Regions from separate parts of the Homo sapiens genome. Here region 1 is linked to region 2. The links are chromatin contacts, found by Hi-C or POLR2A ChIA-PET in ENCODE. All regions are on one chromosome and are shown on one strand. Each heading gives the region's core, a stretch centred on a gene start or an enhancer-like site at or near the end of the contact. The rest is flanking DNA. Distances are from core to core; before and after follow the strand shown. Region 1 overlaps FARS2 (phenylalanyl-tRNA synthetase 2, mitochondrial). Region 2 overlaps CDYL (chromodomain Y like).

Evidence for each region. A loop is a pair of places that touch in the nucleus more often than their neighbours do. ChIA-PET counts read pairs that join two places held with the same protein, here RNA polymerase II (POLR2A). Pooled maps may share reads with other maps.
Region 1: a map with no recorded cell type shows a loop between it and region 2 (2.2-fold over the local background). The contact joins two enhancer-like sites. A Hi-C loop is called at or near these places in 1 of 37 single-sample maps with no recorded cell type and 1 of 50 pooled maps. POLR2A ChIA-PET finds 5 or more read pairs at or near these places in 1 of 52 experiments (T-cell).

What each region holds. Positions count from the first base shown.
Region 1 is chr6:5,333,581-5,336,366 of GRCh38, reverse strand. The region is part of intron 1 of FARS2 (phenylalanyl-tRNA synthetase 2, mitochondrial); the gene reads right to left. Among named protein-coding and RNA genes, the nearest start is that of FARS2, 73 kb to the right of the region's middle. Within about 2 kb of position 1,271, at least 2 of the 41 ENCODE cell types and tissues checked have a DNase peak (open chromatin) inside an H3K27ac peak, as active enhancers do.
Region 2 is chr6:4,878,357-4,881,206 of GRCh38, reverse strand. All of the region lies in intron 1 of CDYL (chromodomain Y like), which reads right to left. Among named protein-coding and RNA genes, the nearest start is that of CDYL, 100 kb to the right of the region's middle. Within about 2 kb of position 1,396, at least 3 of the 41 ENCODE cell types and tissues checked have a DNase peak (open chromatin) inside an H3K27ac peak, as active enhancers do.

The DNA.
Region 1 (2,786 bases), core at 22-2,521, 460 kb before region 2:
GGTATAAAATAAAGTCACCGAGACTTTTAAAATCCATCAGACTGCCATGTCTCTGTTCTTCCAGAAAAAAAGGCTGTCTTATTTTATAACCCTGAAGTGATATATTTAGAACTAAGGTTTTTTTTTTCTCCTTTCTGTTTTTACCAAAAGCCAATCTTACCTTTCAGTTTATTTGTCAGATACTTTTAGTATCTGAAAAATAAAAATAAAACACAATAGGAAAAAATCCAGCTGAGAATTAATGGTTCCACTAGATTTATACCTCTGCAAATTTTCCTATTAAGTCTTAAGAGAGCTCTGTGCTGAAGAAACAGGTCCACTGCTCCTCTGAGTCTGCACTAGAAAGACAGTGGGCAAGTGGGGAGGCACCTCAGATTCAGCACAGGCTTAACAATAAAATCTATTCCTCTCTCTTCCCCTCTATACAAAGCAAAATATCCAACTCAGACGTACAAAAAGAACGGAATTAAAAGCACAGGTATCACTATCTACTACACATATCGTCCTGCTACTTGACAATATGACTAAATTAAAATGAGGCCTATGTTTACATATCAAATGTTAATAATTTTTCACTTTCCAATTGGCTAAATGTTTTATACCTTTTGATTACTGGTCACACAATTTCTCCAAAAACTTAAATCTCCAGTAATAGTGAAAAACTCATTTATGACACTCTTACACACTGAATCATCCAATAAAACTTGATTTCACCAAACAGCAGTGATAAAGTATTACAGAAAACTGATTTACATTACAACTAATTGCTAATTGCTCAATAACATGTTAATATTCACCTAAGAATATTTGTTCCCAAAAAAAGAGCTTGAAACAGTTTCTATCTGAATGATAAGTCTAACTAATCAATTCTACATTTCAATATTGGTAAAAAAACAAATAACATCAATATGTAAGTGCAAGATACCAAGATGAAAAAGAGTCCATCAATATAGTAAGCTTTCAATACTGAAGAAGAAACATCAATATAAAGCGCCTGTACAGTTAACTCTGGGTCCCTCCCTGGCACTTAATTCATTTCTTATTCTCATTTCCCTCTCTGTTTGTTCCTCTTTCAGGCCTGGGCTGCTAAACAGATCACAAAGAATCAGATGGGAGCAGAATTGAAACGGATATGGGCTTTGTAAATACAAGAGTCACTTAAAGCAATGAAAATCCTGAAGTGAGAATACTGATTGGGAAGTAAAAATTCAGACAACACCTTTCTAGAGTACAGTCATACGCTGTCAGGGAACTAATGCTTTCACAGGTCAAATGTCAAGAGATGGTGACACACCTTAGAAGCCAAATTCAGTTTCATCAACTTAAAAGAAACCATCAAACCATCATAGAAACCATCAAAATATCAGATCCCAACCTTAATTTATGGATAGAAAGCTTTGCTTCTCAAAACAGGGCTTGCCTACACATGGAGCTGGGAAGCAGTTGTTCTACACTGCCCCAAGATAAACATGGCTGATATGCCAAGACTACACATTTTGACAGAATAATATTTTTATTCCTGGAGAGATAATATTTTTGGATTGTTTTCCTGATATTAAGTGATTTATAATTATTTTATGTTAAAGACAAATGGGGAAATATTACAGAGGAGAATAAAATCATAATTTTTAAACTAAATCCCCAAAACTATTACATATTTCACAATTTACATCATCATCTTGTATGTATAAGTATACATGCCCATCTTCCACCACACTTGATTTTCAAACAAACATTAGCAAACTGCTGTGCACCTCTTCTTGTCTGGTAAGAATTAATACTCATGACCTTCCACAGCAGTACAGTAGTGCATAGCGATCTACCTCATTCTTTTCAATGGTGCCAAGTATTCCATCATACAAAAGCCCATGTTTACTTAGCTGTTTCCTTACTGATGAACATTTGTTTCCAATATTTTGCTAAAATCAGTAACTCTATAAAGGAAATACTTATGTCTTTTCATACAGAAGCAAGCATTTTTAGAATAAATTTCTGAAAGCTGAATTGCTAGTCAAATGGTTTGTGCGTTTTACATTTTAACAGATAGGGCCAAATGGATCTCCTAAGAGGGAGTGCGCCAGTTAGGACTCCCATCAACAATGTACGAGTGCCATACTCCCTGCACCCTTTGTACCACTGTGATTAAACTATTTTACCGCTACACTGCCAAGTAGTTTTACTACAATAGTTGCTGTACACTAAGTGATAATGCGAGAGGACTTTTAAAAAAAGTCCTACTTTCCAAAATACTGTTGTTTAAATCATCATCATCCCTGACCACAAACATTTTAAATGTATGAAGCCAGAGGGCCACCATATTCATAGGGAAACATAAATACATTTCCAAAAGAGCATATGATTAACAAGAGGACAGGCATCAAGTCCCTTGGAGGTTTAGGAGGAAGAACAGCACATGTAGAGGATGCCAGAGGAGGCATTCCTGGAAGAGGTTGAGGTTCCAACTGGATATTTAATGATGAGTCACACTGGGAGAGCCTGAAGCAAACAGGGATGATGCAGTAGATGGTAGATGATGTACAAAGTGCACAACGGCAGAGCTCAAGTCAATAGAGAATTACATGGTAAATTATAGGTCTAACACCTGGCTAGCGACTGCCCAAAATACAAACAGGCCAGTCAAACAAGAGAATCAAAACAGTGGCCGGAGTACAGTTTTTAAAGTGTAGGAAACTCAATTATACTCAGCCACCACCAATTCAGAAAGACACCTGCCTGCCTCTGCTCAAGGTGAATAAATCCTCAGTGTCCGGCAAGGTAGGAGGTTC
Region 2 (2,850 bases), core at 147-2,646:
AAAAAATAAAACACTAGACCCAAATCAAACCCTATCAACAATTATACTAAATGTAAGTGGACTGAGTGCTCCACTTAAAGGGCAGAAATCATCAAAATGGATTAAAAACACACACACACAGAACCCAAGTACATGCTATCTACAAATGATGCCACATAAAGACACAGATAAGTCAGAAATAAAAGAATGGTAAAAGAAAATGCTATGTAAATAATAATTTAAAAGATGGTGTTTCAAGAGAATGAGAAGACAAACCACAAACTGCAAGAAAATATTTGCAAAGGACTTATCTGACAAACGGCTGTTATCCAAAACAAAGGTATCTTAAAACTTAACAAGTGAAACTGATTTAAAAATGGGCAAAAGACATCTCCCCAAAGATGACATACTGATGGCAAATAAACATGAAAAGATGTGCCACAGAATATGTCACTAGGGAAATGCAATTAATACAACACTGAGATACCACTACACATCTATTGGAATGTCCAAAATCCAGAACATGACAGCAAATGCTGGTGAGGATGTGGAGCAATAGAAAGGCCCACTCCCTGTTGGATGGAAAGCAAATGGCACAGCCACTTCGGACAACAGTTTGGCAGTTTCTTACAAACTGAAACATACTCTTACCATATGATTCAGCAATCACGATCCCTAGTATTTACCCAAGAAAGATGAATGAAAACTTATAAAAACTTTCCAAACAAATATTTATATAGTAGCATTACTCATAATAGCCAAAACTTGTGAAGCCATCAAAATGTCGTTCAGTAGGTAAATGGATAGGTAAGTATATTGTGGTACACCCAGACAATAAAATACTATTCTGCACCAAAAAGAAATGAACTATCAAGCCACAAAAGGACACAGAGGAACCTTAAACATATTATTGCTAGGTAAAAGACGCCCATCTGAAAAGGCTACATACTATATGACTTAAACTATACAACATATTGTAAAAGGCAAAACTGTGGAGACAGTACAAAGCTCACTGGTTGCTAAGAGAGGGTAGGAGGAAACATAAAGGCAGAGCACAAAGGATTTCTAGGGCAGTGAGACTACTCTGCATGATACTAGATCCATGTTGTTATACATTTGTCTAACCCATAGAATGCATAACACCAAGAGTGAACCCTGATGTAAACTAAGGACTTGGGGTGATGACGTGTCAATGTAGATGCATCAAGTGTAACAGCTGTATCACTCTGGTGGGGAATGCTGATAATGAGGGAGGCTGTATGTGTGTAGGGGCGTGCGAGAGGGTATAGGGAAATCTCTATTTTTTCAGCCCAATTTTGCTGAGAATTTGAAACTACTCTTTAAAAAAATAGTCTATTAAAACCACAAGGCCAGGTGCAGTGGCTCATGCCTGTAATCCCAGTACTTTCGGAGGCCGAGGCGGGCAGATCATCTGAGGTCAGGAGTCCAAGACTAGCCTGGCCAACATGGTGAAACCCCACCTCTACTAAAAATACAAAAAATTAGCTGGGCATGATGGTGGGCTCCTGTAATCCCAGCTACCTGGGAGGCTGAGGCAGGGGAATTGCTTGAACCCGGGAGGCAGAGGTTGCAATGAGCCAAGATTGTGCCACTGCACTCCAGCCTGGGCAACAAGAGCGAAACTCTGTCTCAAAAAAAAAAAAAAAAAAAAAAACCCCACAAAAAAGAAATGGAAATATTATAACTACTCTTAGATATCAGGAGACTCTCATGAAACTAAATTTATTTTTTCTTAATGCTGGTGTTTACCGAAGTAAACTTCAAGAAAGCATTACAAGACATAAATAGGGACATTTCTTTATTATAAGGTCAATTTATTAAGATGCTATAACAACCCTAAACGTGTATTCACTTAATACAACAGCTTCAAAATATATGAAAGAAAACTGACAGAACTTAAGGGAGAAAGTAATCCACAAACTCAGTTGAAAATTTTAACATCCCTCTTTTAGTAACTGATAGATATATAATTCACTAAAGACTTCAACAGCACTCTTAATCACATTAAACTAAGTGATATTTACAAAATGTTATATCCAACTGTCGAATGTATCTTTAAATCACTTGAAATATTCACAATGATAGACCACTTGGTAAGCCATAAAATAAGTCTCAATAAAAATTTTAAAAGAGTGAATGGAATATCTTACAGGTTATGTTCTCTGACTGCAGGGGAGTTAGACACCAATAACAATATCATATCTAGAAATAAATAAGCAATTAGTAAATTTTTCTAAATAAACCATGAGTCAAAGAAGAAATCACACAAAAAATGTTAGAAAATACTGTGGGATCCAGCTAAAGCAATGTTCACAGGGAAATGGTGCCTTTAAATGTTCACCTTAGAAAAAAATAATTATCTAAATTTCTACTTGAAAAAAACAGAAAAATAAACTGCACCCAAACTAGTAGAAATAAGGAAATAATTAGGAACAGAAATAAATTAGAACAGCAATACAAATAACAATTAAAAAGCCAAAAGATGCTTCTTTGGAATATTATTTAAATTGATATAGCCCTAAGTCAAAACAGTCTGGAAATAAAACACACACTACCAATATCGAAATATAAGAGAATAACACTACAGATCCTACAGACATTAAAATAACAAAATATTATGAAAAACATTATACCAATAAATTCATCATCGTAAAAGTAGACATGTTCCTTGATAAATACAACTTGCCAAAACTGACACCAAGATGAAACAGAAGTATGAATATATACATATATGGCTATTTTACACATATAAAATTGTATATAATATACATTAACATATTAATTTATAATATATTAAAATGTTACACACACACAAATTTCTCCCAAACCTCTACACACACACACATCAAA